Linked DNA regions of Homo sapiens: region 1 is linked to region 2. A link is a loop called in an ENCODE intact Hi-C map of the cell type or tissue named here. Cell type or tissue: PC-3. All regions are shown on one strand. Each heading gives the region's core, and the rest is flanking DNA. Links, peaks and the distances in the headings are about the cores only. Region 1 overlaps DISP1 (dispatched RND transporter family member 1). Region 2 holds the start of LOC124904521 (a long non-coding RNA gene).

Region 1 (16,165 bases), core at 5,525-13,524, 150 kb after region 2:
CTTGCAGTGAGCCGAGATCACGCCACTGCACTCCAGCCTGGGCGACAGAGCAAGACTCCGTCTCAAAATATATATATATAAACTGTAATATATTAAATAATATATTATATATTGCATATTATATATAATATATTATATAATATGTAATATATAATATATAATATTCTATATTATATAATATTATATATATTATAAAATATTATTTATAAATAATATAATATGTAATATATAATATATATTACATATTATATAATATATAATATATTATATATAAATAATATATTATATATATCATATATATGATATATAAATTATATATCATATATATGATATATATAATTTATATATATTATATATAATTTATATATATAATATATTATATATATTATATATGATATATATAATTTTTATATATCATATATATGATATATAATTTTTATATATCATATATATGATATATAATATATATGATATATATCATATATTTTATATATTATATATACCTCATATATATGAGAGATATATATATCTCATATATATGAGAGATATATATATCTCATATATATGAGAGATATATATCTCTCATATATATGATATATATTATATATAAATCTCATATATATATATATAGAGAGAGAGAGAGACATTTCCATCATACTGAAATGTAAAGAGAAAAGTGTCATCAGAGTTCATATGATTAGATGGTTCAAAATAATGACATCCAACTCCTGTTTGGAACTCAGGAAATATACAACTATAAAATAAATGGAAAAATAATGCTTCAGACAAAAAGTTGCATCACATTGAAAATGCTATCAGGATTATGATAATTTCATTTGTCAAGAGACAATCACATATCACCTAAGGACGGGGATATGTCCAGAGACATGCATCATCGGGTGATTTCACCATTGTGTGGTCATCACAGTGTACTTACATAAACCTAGATGCTGTAGCCACAGCTAGGCTATATGGCATGGTCTATTGCTCCTAGGCTACAAACCTATACAGCATGTTACTGTACTAAATACTGTAGACAACTGTAATGCAGGTATTTGTCTACCACACATATCTAAACATGAATAATAAAAAATAATGATAAACACATCTAAACATAAAAAAGGTAAGGTGTTGCATTCCAGTGTCACCATGGCTAGGCCATAGGAATTTTTCATCTCCATTATAATCTTATGGGACCAACATGGTATATGTGGTCTGTCACTGACCAAAATGTCTTTATGTGGCACATGACTGTATCATACACCAAAATTAATGACACACAATTTGTACAAAGGATGCAATCAAACTAGATGGCTCCCAGAATACAAATAGCGTTAAGAAAACCTCAGCAGCTACTTGGAATTGGCGGTCAGAACTGCTAGTGTGGCCAGAAAACTGCCAAGGTAAAATCTAAATGTACTGTTGAAGAGAATACACAGACCTGTCCCAATTACCACAGTAACCACTTAGCAAAGCCTCACTATCCGTAACAAACACAGGGCTCATATAGCCTGAAGGAACACCATTTTCATCCCCATCAACTGTTAAAATTGTACACCTCTTGGCTATTTCCAAAGCACTTTCTCACAAATGATCTCACTTGAGTTGATCCTCCTAATAGCCCTCTGGAAAAACAGGGGTGGCAGGCATTACCACTCCATTTTGCTAGGAGAAAACAACATAGAGATTCTAAGTAAGGTGCTCAAAGTCACATACTGATGACAAATGGTGAAGCTAGGAAGCATGATGCCAAGGTCTTGAGAGCTTTCTGATAAACTGTATTCTGTACACTCAGATGATGTATTTTAGAATAACTCTTTGCTTCACCAGATTCCTAATACCAAACTTAAGAATAAATGGCAAGACTGGATCACCAACAAGATCCCTTGTTGTAGCCAACCACCTTTTTCAGAAGAGTCATGCTCCCTAGAGCAGTTTCAGTAGGTAAATACAAAACACTAAACCAGTGCTTCCAAATACAAGGATCACCTAGAGATGCAGTTAGAATAAAGATTTGATACAGTACATCAGGGGTGGAGCAACAAGCCTCCAACAACATGTCCATACTGCTGATACCTAGAACACATTTTGCGTAGCAAGAGAAAACCACAAACTAGGTGGGGAGACTACAAGAGAATTATGCCTCAGTTATGGCAAGATATGCACAATTAAAGCAGAATGAAGAAAAATAAGTAGGGAAATGATAACAGTTGACAGAAATAAAGGCCCATTTTTCTTTTTAAGGCAAAGAAATGTAACACATTTAACAACAGAGGTTCTAATTGATAATCAAGTTTAATTATGGCTTGTATCATGACTCCCAAACTGTTTTTTGTGCATGCAAATAACAGCTGTTAAGATTTTGATCTTTTTAGTGCAACTCATATAAATGGACTGAAGCACCCTGCCTAGTTAACTGAGATACATTTGTTTCCCTCTCAAGTGGCACTAGGTATTAAAAGATGGGTATATAAAGAGACCTTAAGTCTTTCTTCACATCAGGTATCTTTCTTCACATCAGGTATAAAGGCAGTCTGGGGATACCTGTATCCATTATTTACCAAACTTGTTTTAATATGAAATGGTTCCTCCACAGTTGCTTCCTGCTTATCCTAAAATGATGGACTAATTTCTGATTACTGGTACCTCGTTGGCCTGCTAATATTTAGTGTTATGGCCAGAGAAATAAATGGCTGCTCTAAATGCCAACAGAAATTGATAAAGAACTATAGTGGGGCTACGCAGAAGCCAAATCAGGCAAGTATTGTCTCTACAAATATTTTTCCCTTCAAAGGGCTATTAAAATTTTTTTTAATCATCTCACTATGTCAAGCCCCTTTTTTCACAATACCTCTGTGAATTTATTATTAAACCCATTACAGAGAAAACTGAGAATCAAAAATATTAAAGTAGCTAATCCAAATTGCATGCTTTAATCTCAGACCAGTATGACTCTAAAGGTAAGGCTTTTCCACTACCTCAAGATGCCTCTAGAGCAATGCCAAGTCCAACTAGCTTTTATAGGACCACAAGAGGCTACTGATGTAAAATTCTGTCTGAAGGTCCACATGAAAAATAGCCTATGAATTCGATATTTCCCAAGATAGTTTTAAAAGGTACAATTCAGCATTCAAGAGCGCCAGAGACATATTTCACTAAATTAAGGAAAGGTGTTATCCATCCATATATCATATTATGCAAACTTAAAAAAGCAAGACAATGGATTGATCTTTGTTGTCATATAGTATATTGACTATTTAAGAATAATGTAATTGTGACCTGACAGCAAAATCTGTATCTTTAATGAAAGAATCAGACACTTTTAAGGAACTAGAAAGGATGGTCTTAAATAAAGAAATATAATCTTCTTCCCTCCTGAGACAAATTACATTTTCTTATTTTTAAGTTTGTAAACTTTCTACTATTAAACTCTCCTTCATGAGAATACTTATAAATAGCTTCCCCAAATCACTTGTAAACATTTTATATATTGCAAAGGCCTATACAAAAATAAGGTGTTAATTCTAGTATTCCCCTTAAGCATAAACTATAATAAGTTGAAAGCCATTTTCCCAAAGAAACAAACATTATATATTTGAAGATCTATACCACTAAATATTTCATAAGAGCCTACTAGGTATTAGTTAGCTCTCTGCCAACTAGGAGAAAGCGAACTGAGTTCCAGGAAATATGAAAATGAAGGTTAGCATTCTTTTACAGTGAGAACATACTGTTCTTATTATTCAATTTATGGGTAGTTTCAACTTATGATAAGCACCACCTTTGAAAATGAAATACGCCTAACATTTTTAGATAACCTCTATTAATATGATTACATACATGATATATATTGACAGAGGAACTAAGATATATGGATACACTGTAAATGTTTTGTTTCAATATTCATGGTATTCACAAACAACTTAATGATACAGAAGAAAAATTAAAGTTTCCAGATAAAGTTTCCCCCTAGAGTTACAACAAAAAATATGAATGTAAAATAACCTTAACGATATTGCAGTATATCTGCCATAGCAAATCTGAAAGCCCTACCTTTGGAAAGCAGTATTACTGCTAGAAATGAGTTAGGTTGTAAAAGCAGAAATTTTCATATGTAGAGGTGAGTGATAGAAATTTCAGGGTTGTAGAAACATCAATTTCATTTTTCTCATTTTGTTTTACATCCAATGTACCTTTGGTCTATGTGGGAACAGAAATGTGGGTATAAAATGAAGTTTATCTCTTTCAATCTCAGGTAAATGATATCAGTGATATCCTTCATTTAGCATAAACACTTATCTTCCTAAATACATATTTCAAGAGCACTCTCACAATATTGCAATTATCAAAGCACTTTTCAGAGATCTCTTTTCCAGGTTCATCCACAAAAATTATCTTTCCATGTAATATTTACCACTTCTCTCCACACTCGTGTTATAAGTACTGTGCCCATAAGCATCAATGCTGGAAAGAAAGAGGTAGGGAAGGCTTCTCATAGCTTTGCGCTCCTCTTTCAGATGAGTTTAAATTCCATTAAGCTGCACTAATTTCTTTTGAACCCTAAGTTTGGAGAATTATGTGAAATTGTATAACCAAAAATATACAAAATAAAACTAGAGAAACTTTCTATAATCAGGGATGTCAAACAATGGTCACTTTAAAAAAATTCTACAAAGTTCTCCTATATAAGTAGTTATCTAACCCCAAAACTAGCCAAAACATTTAATTAGACTCTGCTACAAGTCTTAAGGTATGCATTAAATATGAATATTAATAAAATTACAAGTCTATCACAGCAGTCTCATCTCTGGCTGCACATTAGAATCACTTTGGTAATACTAAAAAAATTATGATAAAAGGGTCCTGGCCCCAGAGGTTGAGGTTCTGATTTAATTCATATTGTAGTGAAGTGTGGACATTAGCATTTTTTAAAGCATCCTGGGTGATTTTAACATGCAGTCAGAGCTGAGAGCCACTGATTTATACTTTATATAATTAATGCTGATCAATCTATAAGAGCAAGCAACTGCCACTCAAAATATTCAACAGTCTGAAAATATTGCTTGAAATGCAGAATATTGCTGCATATTAGAAAACAGTTGGACCTGGTACTCTAAGTTTAAACTATCTTTACTTTTTTTTATTGCTCTTGTTACAATGAAAAGAGATTTCATCTGCAGTACTTCTTAAGCTGGAAGGGTGGGGAGAGAAAGCCTTGATAAGATATTAGCTCAAGCAAGACAACAGTGCAGACTTTGCGTGGAACAATGTTGTGGAAATGTGAAACACCTTGCCATATAGCCTTTATTATTTATTGATCTTTTGAAGAAAATTTGGGAAGTAGCTAATTTGACTAATGAGTTTATTTAACACTCAAGAAAAAGTTCATCCTCAATGTCTGGTCAGTCTCTAAAATGAAGGCTCAAGATCCTCTAATAAAAGAGCATGTTCCCTAAAGTTCCATGCCAGGAAAAAAAAAAAAAAAAGATTCCTGGTGGCATTTTAAGCATCTTAAACTTTCCAATTCTAGGGTTAGACAGCCTGCAGATAGCAGGACTGTTATTTAGCCTCACATCCCCACCAAATAAGAATTACAAGATGGTTTGTTAATAAACAGGATCCTTAAGATGTGATAGGTGTGTCTTTAGGCCATGAGATTTCATTTGAAACTATTTTGTCTCAACTAAAATCACAAAATGGGCGGCTTTACAACTGAGCAATCTATCTGTATCACTATAGCTCTTCCCCAGTAGAAACAGGATCATATTACCGAGCTTAACAAATGTTGAACACATCACAAGCATGTCTAAAAGATACCATGGATGTTTAATACTTCACACATGTCAAAACCTCAAAACTTAGCAGCCCAAAGGAAAAAAAAAAAACATCACTGAGGTAAATCAAACTAAGAAAATTTTACTCCCACACATTGTTAGGCAAAAGAATGTGAGAGAATTTTAAAAATGTCCTTCATAAAGCCAAAAACTGAGATCAATCACCATAAAGCACTTAAAAGTTGTTTGATTTAGATGGTAGTGTGTTGTTTTTTAATACCACACTTAGAATTATCTAAACTTTTCCCACAAATGTTTAGTATCTAATACCAGGCCCCACTCCCTGCTGTTTTGTGAAGTTTGAGAAGCAGCAAATCAAATTTCCTAGAACAGCTCCCCAAATGGGTTCTTCCCTGCAGAGTCCAGCAAATAATGTCCTATGAGTATCCTTTAGTCTACTGAGCAACTTGGGAAACATCACTCAAGGTATTTGTATAAAACACAGTTAAAGAGAACTCTGAGATTTGCTTCAAGCTTAGAAGAACATCAAACTTATAAAGACTTTATTCTTACTTGAATTGAATCAGTAAATTAAGTCTTAATAAGGGCCTGGGTGCAACTTTTATAAATCTTTCTCTATTCCTTAAATTATTACTATAAATGCTTATGAATTCTGCTGTTTGCTTTCTTGTATATATTAGATGAACTGAAATTACATTTACTATTGTGTGGGATTCTTGTTTGCTTACAAAAATAATTAAATCACATTTTTCAGTTAAATGTCCTTATTTAGCAATCATTTTGGTAAGCACCTACTATCTTCCTTATACAGTTTTCTTGGAATCTAAATATGAGCCTGTAATACATAAGCCTGTTTAATACTGATTAAAATAAGAGAATAGAAATTAAGATGGAGAGAACAAAAAGCCACCACCTTCTCCAAGTCTAGCTTTTCTAATTTTTTTTAGTTGCTCTGTCTTATATTTTTTCCAAAAGGCTGACAGGCTAAGGAGCTCATATGTCTTGATCCTAAACAACTCAGTTTTGCTTCCTGTGTCAGAATGTAATCAGGAATTGTATTTTTTCAAAAATAGGAAATGTTCATATCATCTGTATGTCAAGGCTGTCCATCATCCACACTGAGTTATAAGAATCATACAGCAAGAATGCTCAGATCCAGTCCCAGAACTCAAAGCAGTTAGAACAGAAGGTAAAGAAGTGATGCATAGCAAACACTGAAAAGCAGATTTCCCCAAAAGGCTCCACTGGTTCAATATAAACTGCAAGGCAAGTGAGACTAGATTTAAATTTTGGATGAATCCACTTTATAATACATATTTCCCAGACTGAATTAAGGTAAACATGTATTTTCTAAACTACTTTGTAGGTCAATCATTTCAGACACTTAAAACATTACACATTTTTTCATAATCAATGCAAATAGTTCATGATCACAAGTCTAAAACTGAGGTCTAAGATGTGAGCTATATGAAGCATAGAAGATACATAAAAATATCTTTTTTAATACTAAAAAGTCCTAAATAAAGTAAAATCAATAAAATATCCCAATATTTGATACGTTGGCAATGAAAGCAATCTAAGATAATCTATTGGAGATGCAAGACTAAAAAATACATGAAAGAATGCAAAATGTTTTAACATTTTAGAAAGTAGAAATGTGTCGCCAGATATTAAAACCATGGGAAGCAGAAAACCCACTACCTGCAAGTGAAACACTCATAAATTTAGAGCTTATTTACACAGTTTAGTGATTTCCCAGCCAACAAAGGGAACTGTAATTTTCTTAATTATAAATATTATGATCTAAAATAACCTTCTTGTGAGTAAAAAGGACACATTTCCTTCTTCTTCGTTCAACAAGAATACCTATTTGTAAAATTTTTTTAACAAATTGTAAAGTATGTTTTCTATTTCTTGCATTATCATTGAATAAAGGCATTTATGGTCAGTGATGTGCATGAAATATCTCAGTTTTCACTAAATTTCTCTGTTTAATTTTTTAATGTATATTTTACACCAAACATAAACATATTTCACATTAAACTAATTTGAATTTTTCCACCAGTTGCAAATAAATTATCCATTCTCATTTTAAGCAAAAGTGAATACAGCAAATATATTTTGAATTGTACTTTTAAGTAGTAAATCCAATCATATGCAGTCACTATTGTAGTTACCATGTAATGCATGAAACATTTAAACAACTAAAATATAGCTTGAAGGCCTGTACCAAGCTGTGTATCTGAAATGAACTCTGATAAGAATTACTTGCTGTTGAAGTTTAGTTCACAAGAGGGTATCTTCACCAAACTACTCTCTTTATAGGAGGGAAGATGCTAATAATTTTCTATTTTCTTATAATATTTAATTCACAAAAGTGACTAATGTGATTCCTACAACTCTACATTTATTTTTCTATCACCTGGTAATGGCAAGCACATATTTTGAAAATTTTCTGTTTTAGATAGTAGTTAAATAAGAATCTCAAAGTGTAAAACAACAAACTTCCTTAAAGCTTAGGTTTCCTTCCAACTTCACAAAGACATGACATTTTAACAAACTTAAGAAATGGCTGGCCTTACCTTACTGCGCTAGACTACAATTTAAATAAACTTCACAAGATTTTAATGTGTTAAAATGCCAAATGCCGTTCAAAGTTTACACTGAAAAAAAAACAAAACAGTGAGCTGGAATTTTAAATACAATCCTAGAAACAAAGTTCAGTTTTTAAATACATTCTCCTAAAATAACAAATTCACACACATTTCTCACACACATATTCACACAGCAAGAGAAAATGTATTACCTTTATGTTAAAAGAGGGAACTTCTCTGGCTCAGTTTGGTGCAAATGATTGCAGTAGCAACAGCGGCAACTGACTGCAGGATCACAGCACAGCAGAAAGCAATGAGTTGGCAGGCGCAGCTCCACAGAGCGGCAGGACAGACTGAATGACAAGCACATGCAGATTGCTTTGAATTAGGCATGTTAGGGGCTGGAACTTTCAGTGTTTGCTCTCCAATAGGACAGGAGAGTTTTTCTCCTACTTAACCCCTTGGGGCAAGGTCTTAATAATGGTAACAGCTGGCATACAGAGGGGCTTGATCTGAGCACAAGGTCAGCAAGCCAGGATATGAAGGTGACATGTAATTTCTAGCCTTTTCCTGCTTCCACAGGGAAACTGCATGAAGGACTGTTTTTAGTTATAACTTCCTTTGATCTTTTGGATTTTAAGTTACTTAGTAGATTAAAGCCATGTTAGCTGATATTATTTGCTTGCTTAGCCTGACTTAAGTGTTACAGATTGAGTTTTCTAACACACAGTGCTACTACATTTAAAATAACACAAATAAACACCAATCTGCATTTATTTCCAAGTTCCAGGGATTCTTGTGTTCTTTCACAAAATGGCTCAAGATCCTACTTTTAGGACAGAAAGTTCATGGTTTTAAAAAGAGGTAGAATCTTCTTTTAAAATGTTAGAGTAGTTTTAAGTGTTTTTCTTCAATTTTCCAAACAAAAACAGCAGTTTGTTAAATAAATTTGACACTGCTTTTTATAAACATATGGCCCTCATGATGCCAGTATTTAAAATCCCACAACCACAACATAAAAGTCTCTTAAATACTACGAACAAATGCTTTAAATTTACAAATGACATCCCTTAGCAAATAAGTTATAATTTATTGAAACCGTGAAATCTAACTCTTCATGACTTTGGTAATAAAAATATGTATGCAATTCTTGTAGCAGGATGTACTAACTATATGAGGACAGTAGTTTCAACAATTTCAAAAGCATAAACAAAGAAAAAAGATAAAATTGGACTTCATCAAAATAAACTTTTGAAGATCAAAAGACATTATCAAGAAAATGAAAACACAGAATGGGAGAAAATATTTGCACGTCATATATCTAAGAGTCTAGTATTCAGAATATATATTTAAAAGCTCTTACAACTCAACAATAAAAGGACAAATAATCCAATTTAAAAGAGGTAAAGTGTTTGAATAGACACATCTCTAAAGAAGAAATACAAATGGCCAATATGCACATGAAAAGATGTTCAACGTCATTAGTGATTTAGGGAAATACAAATCGAAACCACTTATAAGTGGTATCTTATTAGATACCACTTCACATCCACCATTCTGTTTCAAACAAACAGAAAATAACAAGTGTTGTCAAGGACATGGAGAAATTGGAATCCTTAAACACTGCTAGCGGGAATGTAACACGCTTTAGCTTCTGCAAAAAAAAAAAAAAATAGCTTGGTAATTCCTCAAAATATTGAACATAGAACTACCATATGACCCAGCAACTACACTCCCAGTACAGTTGATCCTCATTATTTGTGGATTCTGTATTTGCAAATATGATTATTCACTATAAATTATTTGTAACCCCCAAATAATCCTCATGGTGCTTTCACAGTCATTCAGACATGTGAATTGGCAGAGCGGTGAAAAACGTGAGTCACTCAAACAAGACTACCCTCTTGTGTTTGGCTCTCATACTGTAAACAAGTCTCCCTTTTGCGGTCGATTTAGTGCCAGGTTTTTCACATTTGTGCTTTTTTTTTGGTGAGTTCACTGTTTCAAATAGCCCCCAAGTGTAATGCTGAAGTGCTGCCTACTCTAAGTGCAAGAAGGCTGTGACAGGCCTTGTCACACACAGAAAATATACCTGGTTAGGTAAGCCGCTTTGTTCAGGCATGAGTTATGGCGCTGTTAGGCATGCACTCAATGTTAATGAATCAGCAATAAATATATCTTTAAAAAGAAACACACATAAAACAAGGTTATATATTGATCAACTGATGAAAATGTGACCAGAGTCTTACAGGAACCTAATCCTGTATTTCTCCTAGAACCAGTAATTCAGTATTCACTAATTCAGTGTTTGCAGTGACTTCAGGAACAAAACTACCACAAATAATGAGAACTGACTGTATATACCAGACAGAAAATATGTTCATACAAAAACCTGTACATGAATATTCATAGTGCCTTATTCATAACTGCCAAAAGTAAAAACAACCTAAATATCCATTAACTGATGAGTGGATAAACAACATATGTACATCTATACAATGGAATATTATTCAGCCATAAAAATAATGAAGCACTGATACATGCTACAACATGGATGAACCTTGAAAACACTGCGTTAAGTGAAAGAAACAAAAGGCCACATATTTTATGATTCCATTTATATGAAATATCCAGCAGAGGCAAATCCATAGAGACAAAATGTAGGTTAGTGGTTGCTGGGGGCTGAGGGGTGGAGACAGAGGATGGGGAGTGACTGCTAATAGGTATGGAGTTTATTTTTGGATGGTGAAAATGTTATAGAATTAGATAATGGTGATGTTTGCACAGTCCTGTGAATACACTAAAAACCACTGAAATGTTTACTTTAAAATGGTGAATTTTTTCGGATGTGACTTATATCCCAATTTCAAAAATAAGGAAGGTATAAAGTTCCAGTCATTAGACCAGTGGTTCTTAACTTGAGTGTGCATGAGGATTCCCTGGAGGGCTGATGAAAACAGAGATTCCTGAGTCCCATCCCCCAGAATTCTGATTCTGAAGGTCTGGGGTAGGGCTTGAGAATTTGCTTTTCTAGTAAGTCCTCAGGATGCTGCTGCTGCTGCTGTTCTGGGACCCACATTTTGAGAACCACTGTATGTTTGAGCTCCTAGAGGGTAGGAAAGGTAACTTTCATCTCTGTATCTCCTAATTCACCTAAAACAGAGCCAATCTTGGAAGGAAAAGGACAGGGAAAAGGAAGAGTGAAATATTTACTTGAGGAAATATATTAAAGGAGTCAATCCCTAAAATCTTAGGGTATGCTGATTTCATGTCATATGTATGCCAAATGCTGTAATACCAAAAATTCCCATGACAAAATGGAATTAAAGAATTAAAATAAAAATGAAGGTATTTTAACACTCTTTGATCATCTGAACAGTATTTTGGTTCACTTTATTAAAGCAGCTAATCCTATTTCACTGTGCTTTTCCTTTCAAGAAATGCAAACAAAGGTTCTAGAGTTGTTGATCCTATAAAGAAATCCCTTAAATTAAATATAGTGTCACAAAAACCAAAGACCTGTATTCTCTAACTCAGAAACTTATAAATTCTTATTTATATTTTTATCAAAATTACAGATTTGTATGTCTAATCACTTCATTTAAACATTTGGGGTCCATGTAAAAATAGACAAGTTAAAGTACATTTTTGGTATTGTCACATGGGACACATAATTATTTTATAAATAAATATTATCCCCAATTACTTCAATATGTTTCTCAATATATTATTCAGAGTGAAAAGAAAAGTACTAGTGACCTTACGATGTTCTAATATTTTCTGAAAACAGTATCCTTTTTGTTGTAGATCATACTATTTAGGTATCTTTCTTCATTATTAGGAAGACAAGGGCATGGGGGAGGGAAAAAGAGACTAGAGCCTGCAGGAGAGGCACAACACTTGGTACTTTTAGAAAAGTGATAAAACAGCTGCTGATAAACTCTTTCCCAGCTGCACCTAGTCAAAAATGCAATTCCGGATTCTGTTACATTTATTAACATTTAAAAGTCTTGTCTATTTATCTTTTTTCTTAGCATTAAGTGTCAAACAGTTATGAACAAGTAAACTGTGGTACATTGTAGATACTGCTTCAGCAAGATTTTTCTTTCAGTATGGTCAAATTAATAGTTTAGTAATTTGGAAGTACAAGTTCAGAAAAACTAATCATACCAAAGTTCTGAAGATAATATTCTATATTGGATTTTGATGTTTCCAGAGTACAAATAGTTCCATACCCACTGAAAACTTCAGACCAGAGCATTATGCTGCCCAAGTCATAGCCCAGTGCAGGGAATCACTGAAGACTTGAAGTTAGTCTCAGCTCTACCACTCACTGGCTATGTAACCTTGAACTCATCACTGAATCAAGAGGTTACAGTCTCCTTATCTACAAAATCCAAACACTAGATGAGATGATCTCATAGGTCCCTGCTGGCTCTGAATTCAGTTTTTATGAATTTGGATATCACTGCAAATAGATAAGATAAATCCCAATTTTACTACTCAAACCTGGATTATTTAAGAAAAGACCATGCATTCAAAGTTGAATTAGCAAGTCTGGAGCAAAGACAATATTGCAAGCAAATTGCAGGAAAACAAAAAAAATTCAAGGGATGCTGAAATTCCTCCCCAACAATTTGGAAATATGTACATCTGTCTTATATATTCCTCTTACCCAACGACAGACATTTCTTCTTTCTTATCTCATTTCCTGTTGAAAATTCTACCTCTAAAATCTACAATTTTTACAACAGAAAATTTTATGGCCTTGCCGGTCTTCCATAGTCTGACATATTCACCCTTATGACCTCGTGGCTCTAGAGTCTTTATCCATGTCCTTTCCTATTTTTACTTGCTTTGTGCTTAGTTAAGAGCTCATCGTCAGCATTTATTTACTTCACCAGCATTCCAGCCTTTCAAAGAGCTCCACTAAACTTGCTCTCCCTGCCCTTCTTTTTTTCCTTTCTCTCTTAGATTTAGAAATGTTACCGAAAAAAGTCACCAGACAAGGAAGCAGAGACCTAAAACAAATGCACACTCTCAACTCCAGAGGGCTTATAATGCGGCTGTGATTCATCTCATCTATCATAGATTCTCCACTGGAAATCTCCACAAGCATGGCTGGAAATCTTTCTCATGCTCCCTACCTTAACCTTCTCAGCAAATGATGCCACCTATTTTATGGGAAAGAATGAAACTATTTGACTATGAGTTCCTTTAAACACTACTGCCTGTACTTCAAACTTTTTCTGGAACTTGTCCCTTATCTCTCAGTGTCCAACCCTTTTTCCTGCTATTAATTACTGTATTTATCCACTGTATCTTTGCTCCCCAATAAGGTAGCCACAAGCCACATGTGGTGACTTAATTTTAAATTGATTCATATTAAATGAAATTTAAAAATCTCAGTGTTCCAGTTGCACAAGGCGTCACATTTCAAGTGCTCAAGAGTCATATGCAGTTCACGGCTTCTGAATTGGGCAGTGCAAATAGAGAATATTGTCATCACTACAGACAGTCTTACTGGACACAGGTACTCTCAATCTTGACCACCATGTCTCTTTACTCTGTCTCACTCTGCCTCCCCAAGTCCATCTTCATTTTTCCATCTTTGTCAAATTATTACTTACAAAAAATATTTAGTTTTCCCCTAGCCTGAAAAATTCCTTCCCTTGGCCTGCTAGTCCTCAGGCTACTTACCTATCTTTTCCTTTCCTTTGCCAGACAATACTCAAGTTTTAACCCCATCTCGTTCCTTCACTTCCTACAATCTTAACTACCATCTAATAAAACTGTTTCTTCAAAAATGAAACCCAGTGGTCCTTTCTCAATATTCATTTTCTTTACATTTCTTCATTTACCAACTTTGTTGGTAAATACTCTTTTCTCTTTACTTAGTTTCCATTATCCTAACATTCTCTATCTCTTTAACCTCTATTCCATTTTCTTGGCAGATCTTCTTAATTCTGTTATTCTAAATCTTGAGCAATATCCAAGGGTCTTTTCCTTTGAACTTTCTGCTTTATGTCTCCTGCCTATATTGTCACACTCCAATTTCTATTATAAGTTCCATTTCTGCAGCTTCTACTCTCTAAGGACATTTCAATGTATATATCCTGCCAGCAGCTCAAACTCAATTTAAAATACAAATGATCTTATCATCCTCAAACAACTTCTTGATTTTCCTACTTCTGCGCACCCTTTCAGTCATTTAAGCCCAAAATTTTCACTTAAATATGTATTTATTGAACACCAGATCTGTGCTGCATCCTGAGCTAGGGCAGGAGTCATCTTTGACCTTTACACCCTGTATACCCTTGTTCATTCATTCCCAAGTCCTAGCCATTGTCACATATACCCATCCTTTCCATTTCCTCTGCTACTTTCTTAGATTAACTTTCCCTTGAATTACTACAACAGCCTAATAGATGTGACCCTATCTATGGTCTCCTACCTTTTCTACCTTATCTAAGCAACATAGAGCTTCTCGATACATCATATAAGAGATAGATCTGATCAAGCTGCTCTTCAGTCCAAAAAAACACTCATGGCTCCCCCACTAGTTTAAACATCTTAGCTGGCACACAAGATTCTCCATTATCTGGGCTCTTTCCCCTCCCACTCACTGCCCTTGCCAAACAGAATTTGCTTTACTCCAAACAAGCTTTCACACACACCCTCACACCCTCAGTGCTTGTGCTAGTCTCTCTACCAGCAATGGCCTTTGTTCACATTTCCAACTTCCATAATCCCATCCATTCTTCACAACACACAGCAAACAACATGAAACCTTCTCTGATTACCTAAGCCAGAAATTCTCTCTTTCTATTCTAAGTTACATACATGACCTGAGATCCCTCATGGTACTTAGCACATGTCTTTTTTTATTGTGGTCATTTATATATCTCTTTTACCCTCTTAATCTATATGTAAAGGCACAGGTTCTATTATAATCATTTTTATACCCCTTAAGAAGGGATATAAAGTATATTATACCATGTACTAGGTCAAATATTTATACTTGACAAATGTTTATTGAACAATTGACATTTTATAACTTGTTATTACATATATCCTTTATTAAGCAGAATACAGTATTGAAATGTAGTCTGTAAATTAATATTCAGCATACAAAATCCTATTTTACTGCTGATTTATATGGGCCCCACAATATGTTACACTATTCTCAGCTTTTAAATTCTGAATACTAAACTGCTACTGAATAATAAGGAATGACAGTAATTAGCTTTCACCCTTTTCTCAGTAGAGGTTGCTCCAGAAGCTAACATGCAAGCATATTCTTGGGTAGTTTTTATAATTTTATTTTTTTGTTTTGAAGGTAGAATTTTCCCATGGCATTGACAGAAATATTTTTAAACAAGGAAAAAAAAATAAAGAGTTTTCACTTATAGTGAGTCATTAAGTATAAGTCTGTAGCTTAATTGCCAATTACTTTTTTTCTTTTTTGTTTTTTGAGATGGAGTCTCACTCTTTAGCCCAAGCTGGAATGCAGTGGCATGATCACAGCTCACTGCAACCTCCACCTCCAGGGCTCAAGTGATTCTCGTGCCTCAGCCTCCCGAGTAGCTGGGACTACAGGCATGCACCACATCCGGCTAATTTTTGTATTTTTAGTAGAGACAGGGTGTTTCACCATGTTGCCCAGGGTGGTCTCGAACTCCTGAGCTCAGGAGATCTGCCCGCCTTGGCCTCCCAAAGTGCTGGGATTACAGGCGTGAGCCACTGTGCCCGGCCCAATTAATCTTATAGTAGCAA
Region 2 (16,165 bases), core at 5,158-13,157:
ACAGAATGATGCATGAAGACACATGAAGATGGTCGACTACCAGCCAAGCAGAGGGGCCTGCAACAGATTCTCCCTCACAGCCCACAAAACGAATCAACCTGCCAACATCTAGATCTCGGACTTGCAGCCTCCAGAATTGTGAGGCCACAGGTTTCTGCTGTGTAAGCCTCCCGGTCTGTAAGACTTTGTTACAGCTGCTGTAGGAAGCTAACACACCCCTCCAGGAGCCCCTGGCTGTGTACAGGAAGCTTCGACTCACATGCTAAGGTGTGAGGGGGGCATGGCAGGTGCTCCGGGAAGGGGAAGCAGCAAAAGCAAAGGCGCGAAAGCAGGATATTCAGGGAGGCCAGCAGCCTGGCTCTGGGGAGGAGTTTGTGATGAGGAGCATAAGGTAACAAGGTGGCCAGGCCAGGTCAAGTACAAACAGGGCTAGATGCTGAATTTACGTGTGACATGCATTGCAATATTCATTTCTTCTTTGTTCCACAGAGACTGCAGGCAGCAGGGTAGCCTTTCCAGGTGCTATAAAGAGTCATTTCTCTGGGACCCAGACTTCAGTCTGAGTATCTTCGCAGCAGATGTGTCCTGTGGGTGGTACCACTTGGTGTCACACCCTCCATCCCATGCCTGCAGCTCCTTCTACAGCACTCAGCTCTGTGCACATCTTGGCATTATCTGGGTCTGCCTCTCTCTGTTTTCCCTGTGGCCTGGTGTCCCTCTGCGGGTGCCCAGTCACACACCTGCACGGGGGGAGGGCCACACACCGTGGACAGCAGTGGAAAGAGCACTGGGCTTAAAGTCAAGGGACTGGGCTGAAGGAGTTCGGGAAGTGCCACCCAAACACGGTATGCCAGCTACCTTGAACCGAAGGCACTGGGCAGCACAGGATGCAGGCGGAGGCTTGCTCTGAGCTGCCTTTGTCTGCCTAAAGACGGACCCTCCAAAGGGACCTCAATTATCATGAATCCCCCTCCCCAGGAAATTCATGAGCCAGGGGAGACTCGCATCACAGCAGAGGGGACTGAAGGTTGATGCCATGCCCAGGCCAACTTTGTCATAGGCTACCCATATTCTCCCAAGGGCCCATTCATCTTTCCCCAAATCATTCATTCTCCCCATGGCACCTCCATCCCCTCTCCTGCCTCCGCGGTGAGTCAGGCGCATAAGCTTCTAGGTCTCTCATTGGTTTGGAGATATTCACTTTTCTTTCCCATGATGCATCCATGTGCATAATAAATGTGGTCACCCTTCCTCCTGCTAATCCGCCTGCTGTCAGTTTATTCCATAGACTCCATTATGGAGCACTCAGAGGGTAAGGTTTCCCCTCTTCCACGGAGCCTTGCTGAGCCTCAGTTTCCCTATGAGGCAGGCATACTTCACCATCTCCTTTCAGGCTGGATATTCATTCTAAGGCCACACATGAATATGAGAATATTCAGGCCTTTTAGGTAGAATATTCTAAGAATCTTAAACGATGGTACCTCTTAGTGGAAGCAGTATTCTGACAAACCAATGGGGCAGGGAGGGTGGGAAATGGTGTTTTATGGTCACTCTGGGACCCCAGGCAAGGTAATCCTAATGGAAGCTCAGGCTTTTGGGGCGGGCTTTTTTTTTTCCTGTCTACGAATGGAAACATGAAGCAGATTTCGCAGTATCTCCCAGGGAACTGGACAGTCTACTTTGGGGCCGGCGCAGAAGAGATGACCCCTGACCACCTCCCGGTGTGCTGGCTGCGGCTGGACCCGAGGGCGCGTCCTCCCGAGCCTCTGCGGCTACTCTTCTCGCCGCCCCCAGGTGGTGCTGCAGGACCACAGCCTCGAGGCTCCTCCGCCCCAGGTGCCCGCCCGGCAGCCCCAGACCTGCCTGGATTTACTCCCTTCAGCGGGAGGAGACACCAAGAGGCCGACGCGTAAATTCCAGGCCTGGCCTTCTTCCAGCGCTCCAAAACCTTCTGGAGCCTTCTCAATCAATAGACTCAAAGGCTTTTAGCGTGTCCCTGCCACTTGACGTCAGAGGTGACACGGGTCTGTGAGCCTGGCTGCTGGAATTCACACTCAGCCAACACCCAGCTCGGGGCTGTTCCCCTTGAGCCTGTCCCAGTGCCCGGAGGGGCCTCTTTCCCTCATTCCTCCCCTTCTAGAAACCCTAGACACAGCGCCAACACCACACCCGGAGGCGCCGGCCTCAGGGGAGAAACCACAGTATACACACACCACACATACTATGTGTACACACACTACACAGTGGACACCCACCACACGCACAATACACATGCACGACACCCTGCACACACGTGCCACAGGTCAGCCTGGAAGCACGATCACAGAATGGGAGTCCTGTGGTGAAATCCTCGCTGATCTAGAAACAGCTGCACGGCCGCCCTTCCCGGGGAGAGTCCCAGGTCCTCAGAAGAGCCCCAAGTTGCAGCCCGGCCCATGCCTACCTGCAGCCCTGCAGCAGCAACACACCTGGAGGCAGAGAGAACTTTGGAATATGCTAGAAAGCCAGTAAGCGCACATCTCCTCAGAGCTTTGCTACTTTTGTCAAGAGTTCCATGCTACTTTATGAGGTAATGGAAAGACAAGGTTAAAGCTGATTGAGCTCAAGCTACATCTTTTACATGTTAAGGGCCCTCATTGGACCCTGACCCTGGCTACTCATGAGGGAGACTTTTCCTCCCTCTCCTGTGGGCCTGTGTGAGCCAGGCATGGAGCTTTGCCTGGGCACTGGTCCTTCCCCCCCAGGGCTGTGAGGGCAGGATCCATGGCCCTGGCAGAGTGAGGCTGGGGCCGGCATTGGAGCCTGAGGGGCAGGAGACCCCAGAGAGTTCCTCCGGAGCAGCACAGGGTGGGCATTGGGGTCAGAGCCTGTGGCCTTCAAACCTGGTTGCTCACACTACTGCTTCTCAGTACAGCCAAGGTGGTGCACGAATCCAAGAGAAAAGGTGAACGGAGAAGCCCGGTCCTGTGGGCCAACCCCAGGGAATGCGCTTCTTGGAGAACTGGGAGGCCTGAGCCCTGTCCTGTGGCTGGGGACAGTCCAATCTGTGATGCAGTAGATGCTGGGGGCCTCACGGAGGGCTCTGAGCTGAGGGTCCTTTCCACCCCCAGCCCAACCTCAGGGCCAAGAAAAGAAGGTGCTCAGTGACCCCGCACGAGCTCTTTCCCGGGTGCGCGAATTTCATGCAGTTATATTAAAATAGAAATACTCAAAGCCGCTTGGACCCAACTGACTAGCTGGGCATTAACATGGTGCCTAGGTAGGTAGGGCCTTCCTGGATTCCAGCTGTTGGACCCTTTTCTCAACAATGCTTACTTACACAAGCAACTAGGGATTGGCCCCCAAAATGAGGATTGCTGGGACTTGCAAATGATAATTGTCACCAAATAGGGTCTGGATAATTAGAATGAAGGATGATTAAAAGCGTGAGGAATCTTGGAAGTTTAAAGAGTCCAGCCTCTCCACGAGTGTAGGAATTCATTCTCATTCTCCCGGCAGGGATGATCCGGCCTCTGTGTGAACACTTCTAGGGACAGGGCACCCCCTTTTGGAAATCAGACCACTCCAGTATTAAAGAGTTTATTATTCACTCCTGCGTGGGCGTAAAATCTGCCTTCTGAGACTTTGGCCTGCGGGTCTGAATTCCACCTCTGAACCTCCAGAGAGGAGCCTTCCCCTCCCACTCAGCAGGTCACCCATGTCTCTGTCACTGACCACTGTCCACAAAGGGGCTGTTTAAGAGGGCAAGGGTGAGTTGGCAGCTACTTGGATCAAGGCGACCTGCCACACTCATTCTGGGGAAGTCACCAGAGTACATGGCCGAGGCTGGAAGGCAGATGTTTGAGTCTGTCAGAGTCTGTGCATTGACAGGATCCAAAAGCCTGGGGCAGCAGATGAGAGGTTCACAGCTGCTATGTACCCCTCCCCACGTGGAAAGGCAGACACAGGGGGACCCGTGGCCCTCACGTAGAATGCGTGGTCTCCAATGGTGGCCTTGGACCCCTCTTCCCCTGTGATCAGCCCCAGCAAGAAGCGAGGCTGTCCCCCTTCCCCCTGTGTCGAGCCATAGAAGGAGCAGCAGTCCTGGGCCCAGCCTTTAGCAGTCCTGGCAGTTTCCTCTTTCTCTTGGGAAAAGCCAGCGACCACACTGTAAAGCAGCGCTGATGAGTCTCCTGAACAGTGAGCACACATGTAGGGTAGAAGCTTCAACTCTCCTCTACCTGACCATCTTCAGTCATCATCCATGCCCCAGTTGTACCACGGCTGGTGCCAGCACAGCCCTGCAACCCTCCTGCTTCTGCTCAGGACTCCACTGCCTGCTGCTCCTAAGCCCCTCTGCTGGCTGCACTGCCCAAGCCGGAACCTGGCTGGGGGCCTCCCTCCTCCCTCTGGCCTCTTCTCCCCAGCCTGGAATGGCCCAAGCCCTGATGGAGGAATAAACGTTCCAGCAGCCAGAGCTGGAGAAACATCTGAACGAGGTCACAGATTGGCGTTGATGGATGGACCCCCAGGTTTCCTGAGGGCCTCATAATTTTTTTTTTTTTTTTGAGACAGTCTTGCTCTGTTGCCCAGGCTGGAGTGCAGTGGCGCCATCTCGGCTCACTGCAACCTCCACATCCCAGGTTCAAGCAATTCTCCTGCCTCAGCCTCCCAAGTAGCTGGGATTACAGGCACCTGCCACCACGCCCAGATAATTTTTGTATTTTTAATAGAGAGAAGGTTTCGCTGTGTTGGCCAGCCTGGTCTCAAACTCTCAACCTCAGGCGATCCACCCTCAGCCTCCCAAAGTGTGAGCCACACCTGAATTACAGGTGTGAGCCACCATGCCGGGCCTGAAGGCCTCATAAATATTGATTCCATTCCCTCTCTGTCCCTTGCAGCTCTGCTGAAGGATTAGCATGTTGTGGCGGCTTCCGGAGGAGGAAACGAGGGTAACGGAATGCATTGAAACCCAGAGTGCAGGGTCCCTATGCAGCATGGAGTGAGAGTCGGATGGTCGCCTCACTGTGCATGTCCCATCCCCTCCCCAGGGCAGCTACAGACATTACCTCATCTCTCTAAGAGTCTCTGGGACAGGAGGGGAACGTGGCTCTCCTTCCCCTGCTCCCCACACCCAGCCCCATGTGGCACCAGGAAGGCAGGCAGAGCCTGGCAAGGCAGAGCAGGCAGCCCAAGGGTGCTCACAGGACCGAGTAGAACCCACCCTCATATATGGCCCCAGAGAAAGGGTCCCCTGGAGCCCTAGCCAACCCCTGCCTCTTGGGGACGCGAGGTGGCCCTCTGGGGCTGAAGCCTGCTGCACCCTCCACCTCATGGCCAGGGCAAGGGTCCTGGACCCAGAGATCTGCCGGCCTCACTTCTGTTCCCCTGCTCCCTGGCCTTCGTGTCTGGCCTCACTGTGTGCCTGTGTGGCTCTCCCTGTCTGCCTCTGTAGCCTCCAAGGAGGACTGCTGGATTCATTTTGGTGTCTCAGAGCCTCTACTGCAGGCAATGCCTTTTATGTAATAGTTGTTCAATGAGTGAGAAGTTAAATGAAAGAATTAGAGCTTCATAGCGTGGAGTGATGGGGAAGGACCTTAACCTTGCCTAGAACCCAGAAGTTAGACTCCAGGCCGGAGGCCTCGCCACACCCAGCCCCACCATTCACAACTTGAGCCACAGACCCTGCGCGAGGCACAGGTACCGACAGATGGCCACGAGGGGCGCCACGACACTCATCCCCAGCTGCCCTCGGGTTGCACACTCAGGGTTGGGCGGGCCACCTCTCTCCCTGTGGACGTGGAGTGGCCCGCACAGAAGGATGGAAGGGAGGGGTTCCTGGAACAGAGCCCATCACTTGCTGCAGAGGCATCCCCTGAACTGGCCCGCTGTGGGGTTCCTTCCTTTCCCAGGGGCTATTATTGGTATTTCCCACTCATCTTCAAGACTGAAAAGGAATCTTTGAAAACCACAAGAAGGGGAGGGGGCGTGGAGAGGAGCTCCCTAAGCCAACTCCTTCTGGAAGTCACTGATCTCCCAACAGGAAAGCTGGTCTTTCCTGTTTAGACATCGTGTCTGGCAAGAGGAAATCAAGACCAAAGTAACAATAATAATTACATAAACCTATGATATGTTAACATCACTAGTATCAAAAATGGTTCTGTTTGCATAGAGCCTGCCAGGCACACCAGGGCACACAGCCTGATGGTGGGCTGCTGTGGTCAGAGCTGTGAAATTTAGAAGGCTTCACTAGGGATGGGGAGACCCTTGAAGACTCTCCAGGACACACACGCCTGCGGTAACCTTCAGGATCAGGGGAACGTGACTTCAGGCAGAAGGAGAAAGCCGCATGAAATAGAATGAGTGTGGGCTTTGCTCTCTGCCCAGGTTCAAATCGCAGCCCCAGCTCCTGACAGCTGTTTGACTTTGAACTAGCTGCTCGAATTCTCTGATACTAGCCTCCTTGATACCAAGAGGGAGGTCATACCCAGCTCATATTGAAGCTTTGTGGGATGAGAAACTAGCAGCATGTCTGACACATATGACCCTACCCTTGGACGTTTATGAGCCATGCCGAGCCAATGCAAAGAAATACGTAAGCCAAAGGCACAAGCTGTATTTAAGATTGAGAAGAGGAAGGTTGGGACAAGTGACAAAATGACTTAGTTTCCAATGGGAGAAAACATCTCATATAGGGGCCATTTGATTCTCTGGCTTTGCCCAGGGAATCCCTCAGGCCTTCAGTCAGTGCCAGCAGGAAGGCATCTGCCTGGGGTGGCCTGCAGTGCCAGCCTCACACTGCCCCACGCGGGTGTGTGCCCAATGCAGCTTCACTCAGACGTGTTGGCTGAGAGCTGGCTCCATACCAGGCAGCATGCTAGGCATATGTCTGTATATTCCAAAGGAAGGAGGAAAAGAGAATGTGAATGGTTCCAGGGAATCCAGCGCTGGCTGGGAGGAACAATCAGCTATTCCTTATCTGTGGAGAGCGGTCATTTCACTAGCATTTCAGCTAACAGTACCCCCGAGGGACTGCTAGTTAAGTACAAGAAGGCAGCCCCTGGGTGTTAGGGTTGTGCACATACAGTCTGTTTGATTTTTTTTTTTCAATTCTTTTAGCATGTTTCAACTGAAATCATGTTTATAGAATGAACCAATAAAGAAGGAAACTGAGGCACACTGGGAGGAAGAGACTGCCCCAAATTCACACAGCAAGTGATTTGCAAATCCAAGAGTGAACCTAGAGAACTTGTCAATGCCCGGGTAATTCAGGCGAATGTCTCCTGTCCATTCATTCTGCAGGGCTGCCTTGGCTGAAACTGCCTTTGCAAAAATCACAACTGAGAAAATTATGACAGTGAAAGATACCAGACCTAACTGACACCATCTTGCTTCCAACCTCTAAACGGTCCTTGTTCATTCCTGGACATAGTCAGAACCAGCTTTGGGAAGGAATTTAGTTTATAGTTTAAATAATAGCCCTTCCTAAAAGGCTAAACTATTCTTATAAAACAAATGACAGGCCACCAGCCACCAAGTCAGGAAGAGAAGGGCTGGAATTCTAAATATTACCAGCCATTATTCCAGAGGTGATAAGATTTGCAACTTCCCCAGTTACTTTTGGAGGTAACATCACTATTGTGAATCTAAGATTGGCCTTTTGAGATGAGTTTTCAGGTGCATTTCTAACAACTGGATGGCCCCACCTGGACCTGCTAACCAGTTCTGTGGCCCCCACCCAGGAACTGACTCAGCAGAAGAGAACAGCTTTGACGCTCTGTCATTTCATTGCGGAGCCAACCAATCAATACTCCCAATTCACTAGCCCCCTACCCACCAAATTATCCTTAAAAACTCTGATCCCCGAGTTTTTGGGGAAACTGATTTGAGTAATAATAAAACTCCATTCTCCTGCACAGCCAGCTCTGCATAAATTACCCTTTCTCTATTGCAATTCCCCTGTCTTGATTAATCGGCTCTGTTTAGGCAATGGATAAGGTGAACCTGTTGGGCAGTTACATGGCTTTTTAATCTAACACTTGTTTTTATTTAACTGTGTCAGATATCTTCATGAGACAATTAAGACATTTTAAAAAATGTGTTTACTGAACCTAAGAAACTGCGAAACAAGATATCTAAACAAAAAGCTCATTGTTGAACTATACACTTTTAATACACTGCTGATGAACTAAGAGCCTTTTTAAGGACATTGAATAAACAAGCAGTTGAGTTTAGAGCAGACATTCATCCAGGCGCACGCTCCTCATTTTCAGGCTGCCAGTGGACACGAAGCGTCCACACCCCCACCCACATCCACAAATACTCGCTGCCCCCACAGGACAAACATGTCACAATGGCCCTGCACAGCCCATGACTGTGCAGTCATTTGCTGCTTTCTCAAGCCCACAGAAAGCAAAATATCTCTTTCTAAAGAAAGAAGTGACCGCCAAGCATGGAGTGTTGGGAGTCTTGCCGCTCCTGCAGCTGTGGTCACCACTCCAGGTGCTGTCTGTCCCCCAGGATCTTGGTCACCTCTGGTCACTCAGGCCCCTCCCCACCACCCCCTGACCCCCCCATCTCCCATACACACCCTCCCAGACCCTGCAAACCAACAGCTTCATTCAACACATCAGGGGCTCCACCACAGCCAGGAAGTTTGCTCTCCCTTCACTTCTATTTTGGGAACTTGGACTCAGCCCTGGAATTTTACAAGCCTAGGAGGAATTGGCTGGGCCTTAGCACTTTCCTTTATCCCTGCCTCCTCTCCCCACAAAGCCCCTTTTCCTCTGGATCCCCAGGACGGAATGCACAGCACCCTTGGGCAGCAGGTGGGCTGCAGAAAGGGGACAGGCGGGAGGAGCAAGGCTGCAGCCCCAAGCTTTCCAGGGAGAGTCTAAAAATTTTGTGATTTTCTGCAGCAGAAGTGTAAGGTCTGTAATCTCCTCTGCTAGAATATCTGGGAAGATTCCCTTAGCCAATATTAGGGCAAAATAAACTGTCTTCTTGGTCGGGAGTGGTGGCTCACTCCTGTAATCCCAACACTTTGGGAGGCCGAGGCAGGTGGATCACTTGAGGTCAGGAGTTCGAGACCAGCCTGGCCAACATGGTGAAACCCCGTCTCTACTAAAAATACAAAAATTAGCCAGGCACGGTGGCAGGCGCCTGTCATCCCAGCTACTCTGGAGGCTGAGGAAGAAGAATCACTTGAACCCGGGAGGCAGAGATTGCAGTGAGGTGAGATGGTGCCACTGCACTCCAGCCTGGGCGACAGAACAAGATTCTGTCTCAAAAAAATAATAAATAAATAAACGACCTTCCATAGAGAGAGGGCTCTTGACTGTAGAAGTAAATTGTACCATGATTACTTGTTTATTACCCGCTCCCCAACTAGTGTGTGGTTTCCATTGGCCCTGCGATGTTTGTCTAACTCACTGCTCTGTGGCCAGCACAAGGAGCAGAGTACCTGGACTATGGATTAAGCTCACAGTGGGTGCTCAATAAATGTTGAGTGAACGAATGGATGGATGAAGACATGGGTGGACATAGAGCACTCCTATGTCTCCATCTCACAGCTGTATGTCCTCAGACATAGGGCACAAAGGAAATGAATGGGAATGGATCTATGCAAAGCACCCCCTCTACCAAGACTTGAGGGGTAAAAGTCTAGCTCCTACTGACCAAAACCCCAAGCACACCATCTTCACGTGCTTGCTTTAGTTCCGTAAATCATGTCAAGGCAGGATGAATTGAATCAAGAGGGGCTTAAGCTAGACATTTAGAAGAATTTGTGGTCACTCCTCTAACGTGGCTGCTGTGTGGGTGACACACATTTACCAGTGACGGGTCCCTACAACAACCTGAGGGAAGTCTAATGGCAGAATCTTTGTGTTAGGAGAAGCACCACTAACCAAGTTTATAGAAATCAAGTATTTCCAGCATCCCAGATTCAGACTGACTTCTCTGCTTGGCAAGAATCACAGAATTTTAGAGCTAAGAATAAGGTTTTTCACCTTCAGCACTATTGACATCTGGGCTGGATAATTCTTTGACGTTGAGGGCATCCTAAGCATTGCAGCATGTTTAACAGCGTATCTAGCCTCTACCTACTAGATGCCAGAAGCACCCTCTTCCCCTCAGTTGTGACAACCAAAAAATGTCTCCAGATATCACTAAATGTTTTCTAGGGGAATAAAACTGCCCCTGGTTAAAAACCACTGAGTTAGAGAGAATTTAAAGAACTTTACTTTACAGGTGGGGAAAGGGAGGGCTGGAGAGATGGAGTGAGTTGCCAAATGCCCTAGTAAGCAGCCCAGGACCGGAACTCAGGGGGCCAGAAAAAGCACCTCTCCTTTGTGTGATAGTACCTAGGACATGGTAGATGTTAGAGAAACGTCTGTTGTCTAAATGAATGCAACAGCACACTCACCAGACCTGCAGGGTTCGTTCTTGGGAAATAGGATGAGGACATTTCTCCTGCCTTATGGATGGTTGGGGCAAGATGAGAAAGACAGGGCTTTCCCCTTAATGGAGACACCATCACTCTCCTGAGGACTGTCCCTCACTTGAGATTACAGGAGTGGGTTGAAGAGTGAATCAAACCAGCTCTAGGCCCATGTATCTATCCCTTTGCTCAGAGTCTCAGAGGTGTTGCTTCAGTTAGACTAAACCTGGACAGCTCCAGAATAATAATTCTTAGAAGAATTGTGTTTTCTCAACACACCCTCCTGAGATCGCCCCCTTCCCTGTTTTATTGTGAACCTTTCCTATTTTTCTACCCCATGCCAGGTGTTTCTAGGTGTGGCAAATATTTCTGTTTCTTTCCCATCATGTAGAGGTGTTGCCGGGGCACTCACAGGAACTGCATTTCCCAGGTTCCCTTGCACCTCAGTAGGGCCATGGAAGGCTTCTCAGCTGTGGCAAATGCATGGAAGTAACAACTGGCACCTTCAGCCCAAAGGTAACATGGAGATGTCTCTTCCCCTTGGTGCCTCCCTCTACCCACTGGCAGAATGCAGAGAACACCAAGGACTTACAGAAGGCAGAGCCTCATGATGGAAGGAGCCTGGATCCCTGAATGACCATCTGGAAGGCTGACTGACCAGGAACATCCTCTTGGGACTGTGAAGTATGCAAGAAATAAATTTTCATTGTGCTAAGGCCCTGGGAGTTCAGGGTGTGTCTGTTATAGCAGCTAGCATTACCTTAACTAACACAGTAGGTCACTGGGAAAACACAACTCACAGAGGGGATTTTGGATCTCAGATGATCTTGCTTAGGGGACAGTAACTGTCAATGCACCAGATGAAGGTGACTGTCAGGCCTGACACAGAGCTGCAGCAGCTCTCCCAGATAACAAGTTTCCTGCACCTAAAGTGAGCTCCAAAGCAATTTCTGAGTGTATAATTCCAAGCAAGGAGACTTGTGAACAAGTCACTCAGTGGCATGCCCTTGTTTGGGGGAAATAAACCACCAATCCTGGCAATACTATCCTCAAAGGAGCCCCTTCTCCAATTTTCTCTATTCTATTCCAGAGGCACCCAAAAGCCAATTTTTGGCCAATTTCTTTATTGTAAAAATCTGTCAGTTGGAATGTACAGCCTTTTACACTATTAAACAGAAAAAGAATGACCTAGGCTTGTCTTTGTCTATTTCAGCCTCCCAAGAAGCTGGGACTACAGGCTAATTTTTGTATTTTGTCTTTGTCTATTTCACCAGTGTTTGTCCCAAGAATGGACAGGTACCCGATGTACACTGGTGTGACAAAAGGACTCACAAAGTTATCCCCCTGGCTGAGCAAGGAATGAATTAGCCCCAAAGCTGCTGCCTGCTTCCACTTTCAGAACCAAATGAAGAACATTTATTTGGATTACTCTTGTTTTTTTGTTTTTTTTGAGATATAGTCTCATTCTGTGGCCCCAGCTGAAGTGCAGTGGTGCCATCTTGGCTCACTGTAAGCTCTACCTCCCAGGTTCAAGCGATTCTCCTGCCTCAGCCTCCGGAGTAGCTGGGATTACCGGCGCATCTCACCACAGCTAATTTTTGTATTTTTTGTAGAGATAGAGTTTCACCATGTTGGCCAGGCTGGTCTCGGACTCTTGACCTCAAATAATCTGCCTGCTTTGGTCTCCCAAAGTGCTGGGATTACAGGCATAAGCCACCATGCCCGGCCTGGATTACTTTTAGAATAGCCCTTTTCTTTCTGCTTTCAAGCATACAGAAATATTAAGGCTCAATCTCAGAGTGCCCAGTTACTTGATAAAGAAAATATTTTAATAATCAAGAAAGACACATTCATCTTTGCCAGTCAGAAAGCTCCTATATCAAACTGCACACATAAAAGCTAGACTTCTGCTGAATGAAGTCTGGGCAGTCCAGGGTTGGCAAATCAAGCAGTCTTGGTTTCTGGTCTATTGAGTGCCATGTGGTCTGCCATCAGCAGATGTGGGAGATTTTTCTCGACGAAGGTAGAACAATACCTCGTGAGACTATGGGTCGCCATGAAAAAAGATTTTGTCCCCTCAATGCTCCCATTGCCTGGTTCTCAATAAGTGTCTGCTGATTCAATGTTTGTCACTCAGAACTGAGCTGATATCCTCTTCCTTCAGTCACACCACCTCATTTCAAACCAATGACCACTGGTACCCATACGAAGGTATGGGGTAACCAGTCTTCCACACTTTAACAACTCCCAGACTGCCTGGTTTTTCCCTTCTTAGCCCTTAGGATCTGATCACCTTCTTGGCACATATTCATTGATTTAACAAACATTCACTGAGCACCTATATATATATATATACAAAGCCATGGAAATGAAGAATAAATAAATCAAATGGCTTTACCTTTTTGGAGACCTGCTGAGCATTATTTATAATCAAAGCTTTTTCCCTCTTTCAGCTCTGGCTTGATGCCATTAAACCGTCACATGTTCACCCTCTGGCTCTGCTTCCAGGCTTAATGACTGTCTTCTAGTGATCACTCAGCTTCCTAAGCAGTCTGACTGTTACCGGAAAGGGGTCCCGATTCAGACCCTAAGAGAGGGTTCTTGGTTCTCACACAAGAAAGAATTAAGGGCAAGTCCATAAAGTGAAAGCAAATTTATTAGAAAAGTAAAGGAATATAGAATGGCTACTCCATAGACAGAGCAGACCCAAGAACTTCTGGTTGCCCATTTTTATGGTTATTCCTTGATTATATGCTAAACAAGGGGTGGAGTATTCATGCTTCCCCCTTTTAGATCATATAGGGTAACTTCCTGACGTTGCCATGGCATTTGTAAACTGTCATGGTGCTGGTGGGAGTGTAGCAGAGGAAGGCCAGAGGTCACTCTTGTTGCCATCTTGGTTTTGGTGGGATTTAGCTGCTTTTTTACTGCAGCTTGTTTTATCAGCAAGGTCTTTATGACCTGTATCTTGTGCCGACCTCCTGTCTCATCCTGTGACTTAGAAGGCCTAACTGGCTAGGAATGCCACACAGCAGGTCTTAGCCTTATTTTACCCAGCCCCATTCAAGATGGAGTTGCTCTTGTTCAAACGCCTCTGACATGACTATAGAGAGAGAACTCTTCAGACTCCTCAATCCTTAAGGGTTTCATTCTGGTCTATACATCAACCTCTGTGAGCCTGGTTAATGTGAGTCTGCCTCAAGAGACAGAGATATTCTTGTTGTGCTAACAGCAAGTTTCTTGGTATATGAGGCTGAGAGGTACAAAGTGGGATTATCAGATTCATTGAGAAGAGGCCCCTGTGGACCTTTCCTGAGTTCATCTCTCCTCTTCACTTTGTACCTCCACAAACTGATCACAGTGGTCTCATGACTTTGAGGAAACACACAGATCACTATGGGGCATGCTCATCAATATGTATGGTCAGACCTCAGAGCCTTCACATGCTGATGGATTGGACCTGCTTGGCCTTGGCCTCAACCCTGAAGGTACTCAATAGATGTTTGTTCATGAGCAAAGCATTGATAAATGCCTGATTTAGAGCTTTAAAAAAAAACCCCAGAAGGTTAATTAAAAGGAGAACATGTTTTCAATGACTTGAAAACATTGAGTCCAAGATAATTAAATTAGTCAGCCTCACTGTTTTTGTACTCAATAAAAGTGTTTTAATTCAATTACTTCTACTTCTCTATTAGCTCAACAGAAAGAGAGTTTTACAATAATTAACTTTTTCTAAAAAATAAACCATCAGACAAATACTGAGCCAAAAAAAAAAAAAAAAAAAAAAAAAACTTTGAGGAGGTACAGGAGAAGGTATGGAGTTTCCATGCAGCCACGCTTAGAGATGGGTCATCCATACACAATGTGCCAAGATCCAGTTATGCTAATTCAGTCTCAAGAGCATCACAATGTTCTGTCTGTTTCTCCGAGTCTACTCATTAATGGGCTAATGTTGATCTTAGCCAGTGCGTGGACCTTAGCCAGACTCTAGGTTTAAGTGATTTTTTAAAATCACCCTTTACGGAAATTCCATTTCTTATATAAAATCAGTGCTTCTTCTAAGGCCTTCCCCATCTCCTTGGAGCTCCACCCTCCCACTGCTTTTCCTCTCAGCCCAGGTCCAACTTAAGCCCACATCACAGATTCTCCTCTCTCAAGAAGTAAATGATGCCAGAGAGGAGGCAAGACTGAATCCTGGAGCCATCTGGTCACTTGAAAATGCTGCTTATTTTCTTTTTCTTTTTTAAAAAAACAGGGACAAGGTCTTTCTCTGTCACCCAGGCTGGGAGTGCAGTGGTGTAATCACAGCTCACAGAAGCCTCAACCTCCCCAGCTCAAGCAATCCTCCCATCTCAGCCTCCCAAGTAGCTGTGACTACAGGCACACACCACCTTGCCCAGCTAATTTTTGTATTTTTTGTAGGTCTGGAATTTTGCCACATTGCCCAGGCTGGTCTCAAATTTCTGGGCACAAGCAATTGCCTTGGCCTCCCAAAGTGCTGGAATTATAGGTATAAGCCACTGTTCCTGGCCCACTTATTTTCATAATGGTATGTTGTATAGTGGCAAGACTGAACAACCCATGTCTGCATGACAAGGATAAAGCTAAGGAATTCATCCATCTACAACCTGCCCCGATCTCTTATGCCTCCTAGGAGATGGCATGGAAACCTAGGAGATCCTTTTGTGCACCATGAGTGTAGCGCTGTGCCCCAGCATTGGGCCATTCCTCTGTAGACTCCGTTCCCAGGCAAGCAGGGCTACTGTTCCTGCCTGAACCAAGGTTTAGGTGGGGCCAGGCTAACCTTTGGTGATGACTCAGGGAGCTGGGGCAGAGGCTTATGGTGGAGGACCTGAGAACCAACCAGAGTTCTAGTTTCAGTTTTGAAGGGTCTAGCCAAGGGGTAAAACACCCAATCCAGCGTAGAGTCTCAACCCAGCCGGTCAGCTCTGGATGATGAGCTGGAGGCACATCCGGAGAGGGACTGGGAGTCTAGGGGGACCTCCGGGCCTTTTATGGGTACTTTATGAGCAGATGAGCAGGATGGGCACTGAACCTGGTCCTACCGTTATACTGCCCCTGCCAGAAGTTGCCCTGCAGCTGGGCCTGTTATGACACAAGACACAGCAGCGGCCCCGATGAGGACCTTTTTCCACAGCTGCCCTGCTGTCTGGAAAACCAGAAAGAACCTGTTTCTCTTGTGTTCGTATTCAAATTGTCAATGCTGGTGTTTCTTCTCCAACTAGATCATGAGCCTCTGAACGGCAGAGAACATGTTTTATTCATCTTCACATCAACCACTCAATAAACCTTTGTTGTGCAATAATAATTACATTAACAAGAAAGAGATGACAACTCCCCAAGTGCCAGGCACTTGGCTGGGTGTTTGCATTAATGATCACATTTACTTCTATGGACAATCATAGTTCTTGAGACTCAACATCTCCATTTCAAAGATGAGAAAATTAAGAGTCAAAGAGGTTAAGCAATTTGCCCGGGTCCTCCCACTGGTAAGTGGCAGACCTTGGCTTTTTAAAGCAAATATATGTGACATTAAAATCAGGGCTTACTCCACAAAGGAATCTCATATCCAACTCTGAGCAAGGGGATAAAGAACCAGGCTATCTGGGGAAGTAAGAGGGAAAGTTAAAGCAATGTGTCTTTTGAGGGGAGAGTCTGAGAATTTATGAAAACAGCATTCCCCTGCTCTGAGAAATGTCTAGATACAGCATTAAAATAGCATGA

What was found. Peaks named below come from ENCODE experiments on the same cell type or tissue, not always from the same donor. Only the 100,000 strongest peaks of a DNase experiment are listed, where the experiment ranks them.
Region 1: a loop joins it to region 2, with 2.3 times the contacts of the local background. A loop is called at or near these places in 19 of 110 quality-filtered maps.

What each region holds. Positions count from the first base shown.
Region 1 is chr1:222,921,007-222,937,171 of GRCh38, reverse strand. It overlaps DISP1 (dispatched RND transporter family member 1), which reads right to left. Exons shown (of 9, transcript NM_001377229.1): 2 at 8,602-8,742. Among named protein-coding and RNA genes, the nearest start is that of DISP1, 110 kb to the right of the region's middle. In PC-3, for the core only: no CTCF peak of the experiment used is centred there; a DNase peak (open chromatin) is centred at 10,301; H3K27ac peaks cover 335 bases.
Region 2 is chr1:223,067,222-223,083,386 of GRCh38, reverse strand. It overlaps LOC124904521 (a long non-coding RNA gene), which reads left to right and starts at 8,394. Exons shown (of 2, transcript XR_007066891.1): 1 at 8,394-8,481; 2 at 10,812-11,138. RefSeq lists an enhancer at 4,261-4,774. In PC-3, for the core only: no CTCF peak of the experiment used is centred there; no DNase peak of the experiment used is centred there; H3K27me3 peaks cover 1,439 bases.